Regions from separate parts of the Homo sapiens genome. Here region 2 is linked to region 1. A link is a loop called in an ENCODE intact Hi-C map of the cell type or tissue named here. Cell type or tissue: A673. All regions are shown on one strand.

Region 1 (8,000 bases):
CACATGTAAGGCATTCAATAAATCTGACTATTATTATTACTTTTATTATTGCTGTATATTCTAAGCCAGTTACCTATAAAATTCCTTAAGCTGACTGCAGCATAGTGTCTTGACTTTCTTATATCCCAAACTATTTTTGAGCCTAGGTATTATGATTTATACCTAGAGCATCAAAAAGTAGGATCTATTACAAATGAATCTTCCAAAGATAAACTAAGCACATTTTTCATTTTCTGTTACCAAGCCCAGTTATGTTTCAAAGACAGATTTTTGAGTTGCCTCTTGAGAATCTATGTCTTTATTATTTGCAAGTAGTTTTTCCATTATTTTTAGTCTGCACCACAGTTTATTTTATGTGTGGTAAGAGTATAGTTAAAGTTTTGCCATATTCATTAATCATAGGTTCAGATAATTGATCAGGAATAAACACATTGTACAATGAATGGATTAGCTACCCTGCCTTTTCATTTTTAATGTTCCCTACTTTAAATGACCAAATCATTTCTGACTAAATAAATTGCCATATTTTTAATAGTTTCCCCATTTGAGTAATGTTCATTTTGGAAATTGTCTGTAATACTAACAGGGTAGAAATCAATCCATCATGTATTTGGTGGGTTGACGGCTCACAGAGTATTTTGTCCAATAAAACAATAACAAAAACAGGCACTTAAAATTTATCTTTGATCCAAGAGCTGGACACCTCTCCTCTGAAATATTATAAAAATTAGCACAGTTCTCAACTTACTTTGAGACCACTGCAGAACCCTAGAGACCCGAAAGGAACAGAGTCTGAAAATCACTGGTCCAGATTATCTAAATGTTGTTTGTTTTGTTGCTCATCAAGATGAGATTCCTTGGAATTGAACCTCACTCAAGAATTAAACATATGATTCTTTCACTGCCAAGTATTACTTGGTACTTTAGTACTGATTCAAAAGCTGAATCTTGAAAAAACCTGCCAGAACTCAGCAGTGAGAACTTACCAAAAAGGATATGCATTGTACAGAACTAACAAAAATTTTATATCGTAAAGGAAAATGTTTCTTATTAAACATTTGATGACTTTTTCTAATTCCACCTCCATCTATGGTCACATATATGCACAAGGCTCAGCAGAAGTTTTTATCTGCCTGAGTTTCAGATTATGTTATTTGCATTTTTTTTATTGTTTGGGTTCAGGCTCAAGGGGTAATATCTGTTCAGTAATCCTCTTTCATTTAAGTGGCAGGTGAAGTATGGATAAGATGACTAACTCGTTAAGGTTCGAAAAAGAAGCCGTTGGCTGAGCAATTGTTTCAGATTGATTTACTGTGAAATCTTCTGACCCATTTCACTTGTGCATGTTTTTGTAAGCATAGCTAGTGAATCAAATGTAGGTGATGAGATCTTTTTTATTAGCTGGTCCTGTTGTCCATGAGACCTTATCAAGATAGCATCAACAACTGAAACTAATGCAGGGATCAAATAGGAGATGCAATTTTTTCATATCTGGTATGAAAATTATTCCCATCAAGAAACACAAAAAATTTTCACAATATCAATGCAAGCTTACATTTGTTACCAGGTATTTAGAATTAATTTGCAGCAACACATAAGACTGTTGTTCTTAGGCAGAGGAGAAACATAAAACTCTCAAAGTATGAGTATTACTAGGCTACAGAGCCAGGTAGCTTGGTTTACTATGGAGAGGGAAAACCCATATAACCTTATTTTTCAGATCCTTAACATCCATCAAGTTTCAACCATACATTAAAGATTTTCATGTCTATTCTGTGTGTGCAAGATGCTTTGCGGTCCTGTGGGACCTACCAAAGACAATCTTACTTCCCAGGTTTGCTATTCTGTTCTTATTGACCTAACATGACCATCACTAGGGTCATTTCTTTGGGTTCAACGACAAATGTAGAAGTATTGTCTCTATGTACACCATTAAAATGTGCATTTAATTCTGAAGGAAAAAAAGAACTCTGGGGGACATATCTGATCACTTATATTCCCATAGTCACATGAATTCAAGCCAGCTTGGCTTGAATTCAAGTTGCAGCTATCCTGTGACAGATTGAACTCTGAGACTGGCATAATTCAGCAGTGGATGAGAATAAAGGCTCACAGCAGCAACTTCTGAGAGGGGCTAGGAGCAGATTTTAGTATATTAAGGTGTCTACAGAGCTCCAAGCCCCTTTAGAGGCAAGACCCCCATTCATTCACCTCTGTGTCCTCAGGGCCCCATACTTGCTTCACGTACGGGGAATGCATGAACAACTGCTAAAAAGGCTATTGTAGGAAATATTCACTAATGCAGGGAGAGAGGTAATGGGATGAAAATTAGTAAGCTTCAGTAAACAAGACTAAGGTAACAAGTTATATACTTAACTTACCTTTGGGATTAAGTATTCAGAAGGAATCCAGGATCCAGAAACAACTGCTGAGAAAGTAGTGGCTTTTCTATGGAACCAAAATGGCCCCACAGCTAGAGGAGCAAAGATAAGAGGGAATGTATGGCCAAAGGAAAAAATGTCCATTAAGGCACTTTCTTCTGGACAGGAAGGTTGTACATCCTGCTTTTGTACAGTCTTGTTTTTAAATATCTACTCTCTAATTATATTATTGCAAATGGCATAAAAATCTACTTTCCCAAGTAAAATATGAAGCTTTTGTCTTTACACTTAGGAAAACACACACAGGAAAAACACATATGGGGCCATGACAGTAATCCACAGGATTATGTTTATTTACAGTTAGTTGATTTTGTGTGTGCATATCTACTTGTCAACATATGGGTCATGTATGTTTGTTTCTGTCTGTCAAAAAAAATTTACACAAAGCATTTGGGTCATGAATGAAATTAGTTTTTGACTGCTTTTTAGCCTAAGGCGTAATTGTGTATGTTTTAGCTTTTGATTCTATATGTCTGATTTTGTTCTATATGGAAGAATGTTTGTGTAAGTAGATTTTATGTCGACTTTTAATTTAACTGTATTTGTAAAAAATTGCTTTTGGAACTTGCGGGGTTTGAATAAGCCTCTGAGATAATGTGTTTAGGATGGTACTCAGAGCTGAGAGTAAATGTGTTGTGCTTGATATATGTTTTCTGTTTAGCAGTACATGTGAGTAAAGTTAGGCCTGTGTATGTGGGATATTATTTTATTTAGAGGTAAAGAAAGAAGGAAGTGACAGAAATAGGCAAAGCATCTTCACATTTTCTCATGGTTCATTTGGGTTTGTTCTTCAACATATGGTCAAAGTCTACACCCTTCCAAGTGAATGTAGAGTGATCTGTTGCCTACATGTTTAGCTTCTATCTTTTCCTTTTGCTCTAAGCTACTTTTCAAAAATATTTAAACCAGTATACTCCTAACTTAAGTTTCTCAATTTCTGTCATGCTTTCTGATTGGCAAATCAGAATGAAGGCAAAAGATATACTCTTCTGTAAAGTCTAAGCTTGGAATCGTTAAGTACTTATTTATAGAGTAACGACCCATTTCCTTGCCTTTTATTAGTGCCTAGAATGCCTCACTTAACTTTATAAACTTACAAATTTATTACTGGGCATATATAGATGTTAAATGTTCTTACTACAATCATGTTATATGTATAAATACATATATATATTATACATGTATATAAAGTCACACACATATAAAATTTATATCTATATAGCATGAGATCTACCTTCTCAATAAGTTTTTAAAAATACAATGCATTATTGTTGGCTATAGGTACAATACCATATGACAAATCTCTAGAGTTTATTCATCTTAGTTAACTGAAACTTTATGATCATTGATATAGTAACTCCCCATTCTCCTCTCCTTCCAATTCCTGGTAACCATCATTCCAACCTTTGATTCTATGCATTTAACTATTTTAGGTACCTCCTATAAGTGGATTTGTCTTTCTGTGATTGGTCGAGTTCACTTAGTATGATGTCCTTCAGGGGTCACCCATATTGTTATTCCTGGCATATTTTTAAAAAGTGGAAAAAAAACCCCACACACTAAAATGTGAAAAATCTCTACCTTAAAGAAAGGAAATTCAAAAGATAAGAACACATGCCAGAGGGTGCATATTTTAATCCCCGTTTCCTTGTGTATTAAAAAAAAAATCTGAAAATGAAGAATTTCAGGGCAGACAGACTCATAGGTCAGGACTGAGAAATTTGCAAAACTGGAGCTGTCTGGGAGAAAATAGCTCTAAATCCACACTTTAGAACTCTGCGTTGTTTTGGGGGAAAATAAGAGTCACCAACGTTCTCACTTAGCGACAAGTTTAATTCGTACTCATGGACATGCGCCAGGATCAGGTGTGAAAGCTGTGAAATCTAGGTCCAAAAATTCTGAAGAGGATGCTGCTTGTATCCTCCCCTGGCGGCTAGCTGCCTTCTAACTTCAAGTTGTGGCTCAATGCTTGGATTTCTCTGCTCCTGGACATTAGTGTCTGCGAAGCAGAAATGCAATAACTTTCGAACAATCCCTTGCTTTGCTTGGAAAGTCTCGCACTTGGCCACCAGACATCACCGAACTCAGCGCTTGTCTCCTGCAGCAATTCCGTGGCTCGCTGAACGGCTGCCACTGGCGCCCCCAAGCGCCAGCGCGTCCCAGTCGTTCCCGGAGCAGCCTTCGACCTTCGGCCGAAGGGAATTGGACCTGGAGAGACCCGGGGGCTGACAGGAATGGCTTCTCTTGTAATTCACTGGGGCTAGAAGGCAGGAAGCCAAGGAAGACAGGATCTCAAAGGCTCCCTGCCCCCGTTCATTCCTATCTGGGATTTCCTATTCGCAAAAAGAGCAGTTGCCTGGCATGGTAAAGATGCTCATTCGAGCTGTGAGGTCCAAACCCTTGGAGCGTACCCAGAGCATCCCCTTCTTCCCAGTCCCTCAGAGACATAGACATATTCTACGAGTGCGGCGGGGCCCGGGGTTCCGAAGGAGGAGACTAAAAAGACCCAAATCGAACAGGCTCATCTTTTCCCCTCTTTGGTCTGCCCCTTTCCTTCCAGACCCTCTATCCGGATCATTGGCCACCCCCTGGCGCACCTATGTGGCTCCAGCTTCACACACTCCCTGGGAGGCACAGTCTAAAACCAAACGTGAGCTCACAAAGAACACAATACTAATGAGCAGATGCGCAGATGCTCACTTCTCTAAAGCTTCCATAGGGCTTTTCCAGCTCTCCTCGCGGAGTCAGGGGCTGAAGATGGGTGGGAAGATCTAAGAAAGGGTGGCAGCGATCAAGTGGTGTCAGCTTGCCCCACTCCGTTTCCACCTTTGGTCTCTGCCAGTTTCCAAAGACCCCTCCAACCGCTGGAGTTGTTGTCAGGAATTAGGAGCCCCTATGTTCCATTCACCTCATGGAAAAGCTAGATCCCCCTTTTCCAGTAGTTGTGGGTGGAGACAGAGCGGGAGGATGAGGAGGAGGAAAAGCTGGAGTGAAAGCCGCAGAAGCAGAAGCAGCACGCAGAGAGGAGGGGGGCGGAAGCGGTGGGGAGTGAGAGAAAAATTTTCACTCTTTGTCACTCTTGAATTGGGGGCGGAGGTAAAAAAAAAAAAAAAGTCCTCACTGTGGGAAGCTATAAAAAGCAAAGAGGACTGGGGAGAGAGCAGAGAGAGAGAAAGCGGGAGCCCGCGGCGAGCGTAGCGCAAGTCCGCTCCCTAGGCATCGCTGCGCTGGCAGCGATTCGCTGTCTCTTGTGAGTCAGGGGACAACGCTTCGGGGCAACTGTGAGTGCGCGTGTGGGGGACCTCGATTCTCTTCAGATCTCGAGGATTCGGTCCGGGGACGTCTCCTGATCCCCTACTAAAGCGCCTGCTAACTTTGAAAAGGAGCACTGTGTCCTGCAAAGTTTGACACATAAAGGATAGGAAAAGAGAGGAGAGAAAAGCAACTGAGTTGAAGGAGAAGGAGCTGATGCGGGCCTCCTGATCAATTAAGAGGAGAGTTAAACCGCCGAGATCCCGGCGGGACCAAGGAGGTGCGGGGCAAGAAGGAACGGAAGCGGTGCGATCCACAGGGCTGGGTTTTCTTGCACCTTGGGTCACGCCTCCTTGGCGAGAAAGCGCCTCGCATTTGATTGCTTCCAGTTATTGCAGAACTTCCTGTCCTGGTGGAGAAGCGGGTCTCGCTTGGGTTCCGCTAATTTCTGTCCTGAGGCGTGAGACTGAGTTCATAGGGTCCTGGGTCCCCGAACCAGGAAGGGTTGAGGGAACACAATCTGCAAGCCCCCGCGACCCAAGTGAGGGGCCCCGTGTTGGGGTCCTCCCTCCCTTTGCATTCCCACCCCTCCGGGCTTTGCGTCTTCCTGGGGACCCCCTCGCCGGGAGATGGCCGCGTTGATGCGGAGCAAGGATTCGTCCTGCTGCCTGCTCCTACTGGCCGCGGTGCTGATGGTGGAGAGCTCACAGATCGGCAGTTCGCGGGCCAAACTCAACTCCATCAAGTCCTCTCTGGGCGGGGAGACGCCTGGTCAGGCCGCCAATCGATCTGCGGGCATGTACCAAGGACTGGCATTCGGCGGCAGTAAGAAGGGCAAAAACCTGGGGCAGGTAGGAAAACCCCCAAACACATTCTTCAGACAGAAGAGGCAGGGGCCAGCTCTCTTGGGCTAGCGGTTTGCCATTGCATCTTGCAACATTCGGAGCGTGGCCCCAGATACAGAGAACAGGCGGCTGGGGAGGGATTCACCGAACAGGGTCTGCGTGGGCGGGGGGTGTCTGGGTGGCTGCTGGTCCTGCACTGCACGGAGTCAAAGGGTTAGGATTCTGTCTCGCCTTTGCTCTGGGGCGTGGGCACATATCAAGATCTAGTGCTTTCCTGTGGAGAAAGTGGTCAGGATGGTCCTTCCATTTAACACTGTGATGCAACTGATGAAGATGTTAATAGCATTTAACCTATAGCACCTAATAACGTGCCAGGCACAGTTCTAAGCGTTTTACATATTCACTCATTTAATCTTCACAACTCTGTGAGCTAGATGCTGTTGCTTTCCCATTCTGCTAATGAAGTAATTGAGGCACGGATTGATTAACGATTTGCCCAAGGCACACAGCTAGTATAAGTGGCAGAGAGGGATTTCAGTCTAGACATTGAGATACTGGGCGTTTAACCATTATATTTTACAATCTGGAGGGGACATTACTCCTTTTCAGGGTCTCCTTCCCTTCCAACCACTTACTCTCTTCAAAGAAGTAAGGTCACAGACAAAACAACTCCAGTAGACGCGCATTTCTCACTCACGCAGAATTGTACATAAATCACCCGGAAGGAAGCAAAATGATGAGATGACAATGACAGCGTCGTAGGCGCCAGCGATACAGCAGGACACTGAAGGCGTTTTTGAGAGAGGGAACTTTCCGCAGGCGCCTCTGTCTCTGTCATACAGACAGATAGATTGAAAGCCACTTGCAAACTGTTATACAAATAGACACGCACAGAGACGAGCGCGCACACTCGGTACCAGTTGTGGCTGGCGCGCTGTGGCCAGGAGAGGGGGCTCTGTGGGCACTGGGAATCATGACAGCTCCCCCTTCCGCTCCTTTTGTGGGAAGCCAAAACTGAGAAAGCCATTTTACCAATGGCACACGCACCTCGCACAACACAAGTGTCAACCCCTGGCAGCGGCCCACGCCCCAGAGATCCGAGTTTCCTTGGAACCGACTGATGCTGCTGTTTTGCGCGCTCTCGGTGTCCTCCGCCGCCCCTGTCCACAGCGCAGCCAGCCGGCTGAAGGTTGGTTGAGAGGGCCGAGCCATTCTGGGATGGACAGAGAGACAAGACCCGGGCTTGGCCCCCTACTGCCCTCTCACGGGGACAATTTTGCAGTTTTGCTAGTTTTGCAGTTCCAGAACTCTTCCCAGAGCTTTGAAGTGTGAACCGTTTCAGCTATCCTTTCAAGGGATTACAAAATCAGCAATCAGATTTTTTTTAAGGTCTCAGGAAAAATAAGAAAGTACATATACGTTCAGGCAAACATAACCGTTGCACATCCTCACACACGTGCAC
Region 2 (8,000 bases), 350 kb before region 1:
CAAACCATCAGAAATGGAATCCTTGGAGGACCAAGGTCTTGTACCTCCTATGCCTAAAGCTTTCTATTAGGTGTTTAATGTATATATAAATATATAGCAGGGTAAAATGGGACTTTCTTTCTTTTTTTTTTTTTAATTGAGATAGGGTCTCGCTCTGTCACCCAGGGTGGAGTGCAGTGATGCAAACTCAGCTCACTGCAACCTCTGCCTCACAGGCTCAAGCGATACTCTCACCCCAGCCTCTCAAGTAACTAGGACCACAGGTGTGCCCCACCACACCCAGCTAATTTTTTGTATTTTTGGTGGAGAAGGGGTTTTGCCATGTTGCTCAGGCTGGTCTTGAACTCCTGAGCTCTAACGATCCACCCACCTCAGCCTCCCAAAGTGCTGGAATTACAGGCATGAGCCACCAAACCCAGCCATAGATGGGACTTTTTTGTTGTCTTGGAAGTTCATCTGAAGTTCTGACCTGAGGACAGTATTTGATGACTACCCCCACATTTTAGAAAAAGCTTCTGAACCATACTCATGTATGTACAAATGTTAGCTCATCATCCATTTCCATGCTATGTAAAAAAAAGACTAGAAATTGATCAGTGACAAAGGAATATAATTTAATATATTTTAAATTACATATATTATTCTGTTCATGTATATTATTGATATGTATCTATGTATTGATATATATTCTATTCATATATGTTGTGTATATATATTATTCTATTCATATGTATTAACCAATTATATATGTATATAGTTGACCCTTGAACAACATGGATTTGAACTACACAGATTCACTTATATGCAGATTTTCCTCCACCTCTGCTACCCCTAAAACAGCAAGACCAACCCCTCCTCTTCCTCCTCCTCAGCCTACTCAATGTGAAGATGACAAGGATGAAGGCCTTTATGATGATCCACTTGCATTTAATGGATAGTAAATCTATTTTCTCTTTCTTATGCTTTTCTTAAAAATATGTTCTCTATTGTTAAGAATATAGTATTTAATACATATACAAAATATGTGTCAATTGACTGTTAATGTTATTGATAAGACTTCCCGTCAACTGTAGGCTATTAGTAGTTAAATTTCCGAGGAGTCAAACTTCTATGTGGAATTTTATTTGTGTGAGGGGTCAGCACTGTTAACCTTCATGTTATTTAAGAGTAAACTATCCCTGTGTGTGTGTATGTGTATGTGTGTGTGTGTGTGTGTGTTGTCAGAGCTGAGATTGAGACTGATTTACTTCTCCTGAATCTGGACTTTTCACCACTGCTCTGTATTGCTTCCTTTGTCTGAAGTGCCTCTACAGAGAGCAATCAAAAATGGTAGTGCAGAAAAATAAAACTGTTTTCTGACTGCACCCCATTGAGTTCAGCCCATTTAACTGAATTTTTAGGTATGCATGAGAATGTGATGTCAGTGATAACTGACAAGGATCAGTGATAACCATAAAACTGGAGATAAAATAATCATGGTTCTGGAAATATAGATCTGGTATAATACCAAAAAACTAAGAGAACAAATGAATTTCTTAAGGAGTGGATACAAGATGTTCAAGTCTGAATCTGTTGATATATTTGCTGTTAATCAGCATGAATCGCTATAGAATGGGGAGAAGTAATGGCAATGGGCATGCTGTAAGAACAAAGAGCTCTGAGAAGAAAAGGAAAGTTGAAGAACATCCTTGGAACCAAGGCTTACTAGAAGAGGCATCAATTTCATTAAGAAAAAAAAAGGATGCTAGTGCAAGTAATCATGAATAGGCTTTTGTGAGTTCTTTTCCATTTTTTTTAAAGGACACAGATTTTGTCTTGTTAAAATCAATTTCCTGACCATAGAATTTGAGTTTCTTTAATTTCAAGGGCAAAATGATAGTCAAGTTCAAATAAAATAATGTTTTCTTTCAGGCTGTATCTAGACTAAGCCGGACATTTGGCTAGACCTTATCTGAACCACATCCAGCAATGGCAAATAACCCTGGTATATGTGGTGCTGTCTTGTTTTATTACAAATAACTTGCCTTTTATGGCTCATAATTGTGGGCTTCTCCAAAGAAGCAAAAGGGTATCTGAGGCTTTTCCTGATAGGGATAAACATAATTGAAAATAAATCAAGACCTTCCTTTTCCCCAGTGAAATGAGTCCAGTGTTGCAAGTCTGGGTCAGAAACTAGGTTTATGACAGGGTGTCCCAGATGTCTCTGCAGCTTCCTCCTTGCATCAGATGCCAGCATCCAGTGACTCGATCCAGATGGTTGCTGATCTGTGCAGCAGATCCTCCCACTGTGTCTCTTCCTGGGTAGCCATTGCTTGGGTTGTACTGTGGCTTTCTGAGCTCACGTGCCACATCCTCACAGACTAGGGAGGGAAAGAAAGGTCAGGTTGCTACCTTATAAAAGTGGGACTGCCACAACTTGAGATTAGATCCATGGAATAAATGTACTGGATTGTTGAGAGCATAAAATGACAAACTAGAGCAAATAAGCACTGATGAAGCACATTTCTCCTACTTTTTTGTTGGTTTGTTTGTTCTGTGCTTATTCCTCAAATGTCAGGTTCACTTTGTTCACTTTCACTTTGAAGGAGCTGGCCTCCTTTCTGGGTGATTTCAAGGCAATAGCTTTTAAGCTTTTTTATTTTTGTTTCTTTGTTTTGTTTTTTAAACTGCAGATGCGGTCAAAAAGGTTTTGCTTTATTACTTTGTTATTCTCTATTTGGAACAAGAAATATAAACTTTTCCAATACTTTTTATAAGTATTTATTTTAAACACGTAGACTCACTGTGAAGGTATCCCTTTCCCATAGCACACCACCACCACTGAGAGGAGCCTGCAGTAGAAAATGAGAATGGCAGAAGGCAGGCTATATCTTTCCCTAATTAGCTTAGAATGGTCCTAATTTAGAGGAACAAAGTCCACACCCTGAAACCTAATGAATTTAGCTTCACAGTGAGCTTCTCGTGGCTTTAGAGTCTTTAGTTCACTATATTGTTATGATAAGGCAAGCTATCATATGTGATGAGTGCTTATCTTGTACCATATTAAAGAACATTGTCTAAAGAAATCATGAACTTAATGCTTCTAGTGCCTGAGTTGCTTGCTCATCTTTTACATTTTCCTAGATATCCCCAAGAAAGTTTTTTCTTACATGCACTACTTCAAGTACCTTACTGGAGTAGTCTAAAAGAGGTACCCGAAGAGGAGTCCAAATTAGCCAGGCCTAATTATAGAGCTCTAAAAGGTATTGTAAATAAATAGGTCAATTTAGTGAATTTTCTATAAGAACTCTACTTGTCCTTTGATTCTCAGTGTTTGAACAAATTCATGTTTTCCTGCATAGAGACAAAAATCCATGCACAGATTGGTAAGTCCCAAGTTCTGATCAATTATTCAGGGTTCTGTCTGCATATCTCTTCGAAACGCTACCTTCTTAACTAGAATCCTAAAGGAGGATCATGAGGAACACACAAAAGAGATGTTGAACATTCTTTGAAAAAGCTTAACTTTTTATAATGATTTAAGTGAAAACAAATCAGAGACACATGGATTACATTTGCCTTGGAATACACATGGGTTTGAAGAACTAAGAGAAAAAAGGCTTGGCACGTTGTGGTTGGGTATTACTGATTGCAAAACATTTGGGGAAAATATTTAGGGTTTTTTTTTTTTTTTTTTTTTTGACAATCACCAAAAGTGACCAAGCTAACTCATTTGCTCCCACCTCCTTTGCCTGTAGGATTGGCCTAAAGTTGGGAGGCATTTGAGGTGAGAGAATACAGGAGACTCTGTATTTCTTTGTCAATAAATGAGCCTTGCCCTGTCTTTTTATTCCCCCATCTTTACCTCTCTTCCACCACATAAGGGAATGAATAATTACTTACTTTGAAAAGTGAAATAGTTCTGGGACAGTGTGTCTTAGAGTTAAGTAAATTCACATTGTATTGACCTCTATAGATCCCTGGGGGTGGAGGAGGGAGGGGCGATAAATCCTTATAGAGCCTGGTGGACTGAATAGCTTAATAGAATCAGTTGTCTTTTAGTTGTATTATGTGGTTGTTAGCTGCATTGTGCCTTGCTGCCAACTCTTCCTTCCTTCCTTCCTTCCTTCCTTCCTTCCTTCCTTCCTTCCATTTCTTCCTTCCTCCCTCCCTCCCTCCTTCCCTCCCTCCCTCTCCCGTCTTCCACAAATACCTATTGAGCACCTATTATGTACAAGGTACCATGCTGAGTACTGCCAGGAGCTGAAGATTTGATCTTTAGGTATTTCTCAGTGGTGACAAGCTTAGTATAAACATGTGTTAGGTAAGCACTAGGTTGGGTGTTTTGAGGTTTCATTTCTTTTAGTATTTGCATATGATAATGGATGATCTATTATTTGCTGTCTTGGTATTCATCAAATCTTCATTTATGTGGTGTTTCGGCCAGATAAACCTCTTTGATAGACATATTCTATAGTAGAAGAAACTAATTTATTCTTAAATAGGTGGTCTAATTCTATGTACTTCAATAGTGTTCTAAATGTGGATCTGAAGGCAGCAAGCCATCCCACGGTATTGTCACAAAGGATATTATGGCCTAACATCTTAAAGCTTAGCATTTTAAACTCTACTGCAGTAACCCCTCATCCTCCCATTCCTCATTACCAAGGTCATGGGAATTATAACTTTAAAAAAGTAAGAGCAAAAACAAGCTAAAGAAATAAGAGATGATACATAGCTTATAATAAGAAAGACAATTGTAAGCAGCCTATTATCCCAAATTAAGATCAGGTAGATTTGTCATTACAAAGCAGATAAGTCTACTTTTCTGCCCTCAAGTACTGCATACACAGAATTTAGAAACAAAGGCTCCTGGAAGTGTAGAGTCAATTTTTTAGGTATTTTGCAGGGGATCTTATGATTCTCTAAATTTATTAGGCCTGTAGAAATAGAATTCATACAGTTTTAAAGTCTGACCCACTGGGTTATGAGGGCTGGAAAATTGACCTTTATTTACTTAGTCTTAACAGTAAACATGATAGAATGAGCTGCTTACAGCTGGTTGGGGAGCAGGCAGGTAGTGAGGCTTTCCAGAACAAGAGAACATCAAGACCCTGTGAGAAAGTCAAAAAGAACTTCTCAAAGGACATGACTGTTCTACTATCTCTAGTGGTGTCTCTGTTCTTGCTTTTCTTTCTCCTCTTTCCAACAGATGGTCCCCATTGGACAAATATCTCTTTGCTTAATGGTCCAGTCAAATTTTGCAATAAGTGAAAGGTGCTGCCAAACATTTGAATGATGAGTTAGACACTTGAAAAATAATTTGCTTACCCTTTCCCTGTCTCAGAAGAACTTTGTTTTCATGACTTTGTAAGATGTTGGATGATGGCAAAGAAATTTTGTTTGCTTTTATGGTCTCTTCACATTTTAATTCATTAAAAGTCACCAACTAGATATAGAATCTATATTATGTGCTCCTCAAACTTTTAGTTAAGCCAAGATGAGTTGATTTTTAGTTCTATTTGAAAGTTTTTAAGGCTTTAAGGATTAAATTCAAATCTCAGTAGAAAATTCTATCTTGCACGTTTTTTGTAAAAAGCTGTGAGAAAACATAGCAACCATTCCTTGGCAGTATTTCATAGAATCAACTATATGTGACACTTTTCACTATTGCATCTTCTTCATCTACATACCATCCGTGGTCCAGTCTCTTTACAGCAAAAAAGAAAAGGAAAAGTAAAAGTTCATAAATAGTTATCTATTTATTGGCAAAATGTAAGACTTGTAAAAAAATGACTACAGAATTGATGAATTTTTCTAATGGTTCATCCAGAGTTTTAAGAAAACACAAAAATCACTGTTCGTTGTGATGTCCACTGAGGCTTATAACTATCACTTATTTGTAACAAACCATGCTTTTTTAAGGCCTATAATTTTCTCTCAGATAATGTTAGTAAAAACTCTTCAGAATATATACACGCTCTTTAAGTCTATTTCTGAGTTCTTATTCCAGTTAAACGGGTTTATCAGAAAACAGATGATGCATGCAAAACACCAAATATATGGGAAAAGCAATTAACATTCTTGAGGAAGATGATATGGACAATTTTAGGTAAAAAAATCTTGCTACAATCATTGAATACATAGGTGGTCAATAAATATTTGAGTTAATCCTAGATGTATGTGTCTGAATGTGTATTAGTTATCTATTGCTATATAGCAAATAACTCTGAAACCTAAGAGCTTAAAACAGCAAACACAGATTATCTCACTTTCTATGGGGCAGGAGTTGGGTGTGAAGGATCTGCGTGGATTTGGCTCAGTCTCTCGTCAGAGGAAGCTGTTAGCCTGAGCTACAGTCATGCTACCCTGAAGATTCAAATAGGGGAGGATCTGATTCCAAGCCCTGGCTGTTGGTCAGAAATGGTATTTTTTTTTAACCCTGTGGGTCTCTTCCTGGACTGCCTGAGTGTCCTTATGACATGGCAGTTGGCTCCCCTATGCAAATGAAATGAGAGAGAGTGAGAGAGAGAGCACAAGCACACACTTAAGATGAAAGCTGCAGTTTCTTATACCCTAATCTGAGAAGTGACAGGACCATCACTTTTGCTGTATGCTGTTGTTCATACAAAAAAACCCTGCTACGTGTGGGGAGAACTACACAAGGGTGTGAATCCCAGCAGGTGGGTCTGAGCTGGCATCCACAGTTTGTATGTGGGGTGAAAGTAGCAGGGTGTGCTTTTTCACTACAGACATGTGCTTGTCAATGTTTATTTTCTTTCCCAACTATCTATTTTCCAGGTCATTAATCCTTTACGAACATTATTTTTAAAACTCTTTTCTTCATTGGTGTTGGGAATAATGCTCAAAATCCTAAGGAGATTGAACACTCAAACAAAGGATTCTTAGCAAAGCAATTTTACTTCTGCACAGAGGGGTGCTTCTCCTTGCCCAGTCGCCATGAGAGCACACCTGAACAAAGAGGCACAAGAGCCTTTATTCCTGATGCAAGTCCTGCCCCTGTACCCTTTCCCCATTGGCTGTGGCCGGGTCACATAATCTGAACTAATCCCCGTTGGCTAGACATTTGAACTTTCTTTAGATAAGGTGGGCACGTAAGGGAGAGAGGGGAAAAGGGGAAGGGGTGTCTGCAATGAGCTAGAGAGCTAGTCTTCTTTCCAAAAAAGGAAAGGAATGTGAGCTGGTACTGATAAGCCTGGTACTGTGACGTCCCCGGGCATGTAGCAAAGGCAGAAAGGAGAAAAAGAGAAAAAGGAAAATGGGGTTGGGGGGGGGCACTATGTATTAAAGAATAAATGATCGATCAGGCTATTTGAAGAGAAACCGCACCATATCCCACAGCTTTCCCCTTCTTCTTTTTATAACTCTTTCTCTACAAATCTTTTTAGCATAATTTGGCTCCATTGTTCTACTTGGTCTTCTAGAAGGAAAAGCTCATTTGAATGAGGGGGAGGAGGATCATAAGAGGTTTTAGTGAGAGCTGTTTCAATAAGTCTTTGTATTAATCCTCAGGCACAGGGTATAATACAGCATCCTACAAGAATAAGCAACCCTATTCTGATGGCCAGAGAGATGAGGATTGAGGACATAAATCCCTTTCATCTACCGAACCAATTTCCCATTAAATTTGTGAAGGGATCTTTTAGTCCAGAATTTTTGGCTAGCTCCCTTGATAAGGCAGTAAGACCTTGTAATGCTTTAGTTATGGTCCCACCAGGAGCAGTATTATTAGGGATATAAGTACAGTATTGGGTCCCGATCATGACACAAACTCCACCCTCCTTTGCTAGTATCACGTTTAATGCTATTCTATTTTCCCAGGCCATTTGGCTGGTGGGTCCTAATTGTTCAGCTATCCCTTTAATAACATCTCTAGTATAATTAATAAATTGTTGTTGATTGTAGTAAATGTAATTTATCCAATTCACATTTTTATTTACAGTTAACCACCAGAAGAACGTAGATTCAAATCTGGCAGTTATTTGACTTTGGGCCTTAAA

What was found. Hi-C counts contacts between places; a loop is a spot of excess contacts. Peaks named below come from ENCODE experiments on the same cell type or tissue, not always from the same donor. Only the 100,000 strongest peaks of a DNase experiment are listed, where the experiment ranks them.
Region 2: a loop joins it to region 1, with 4 times the contacts of the local background. A loop is called at or near these places in 2 of 110 quality-filtered maps.

What each region holds. Positions count from the first base shown.
Region 1 is chr4:107,033,914-107,041,913 of GRCh38, reverse strand. DKK2 (dickkopf Wnt signaling pathway inhibitor 2) reads left to right here and starts at 5,601. Exons shown (of 4, transcript NM_014421.3): 1 at 5,601-6,544. The coding sequence starts at 6,323. In A673, CTCF peaks have their summits at 4,608 (motif pointing left) and 7,475 (motif pointing right); DNase peaks (open chromatin) are centred at 4,563, 5,563, 6,053, 7,463 and 3 weaker places; H3K4me3 peaks cover 3,996 bases; H3K27ac peaks cover 4,046 bases.
Region 2 is chr4:107,387,394-107,395,393 of GRCh38, reverse strand. No RefSeq gene overlaps it. Among named protein-coding and RNA genes, the nearest start is that of PAPSS1, 330 kb to the left of the region's middle. In A673, no CTCF peak of the experiment used is centred here; DNase peaks (open chromatin) are centred at 2,223 and 3,973; H3K27ac peaks cover 5,575 bases.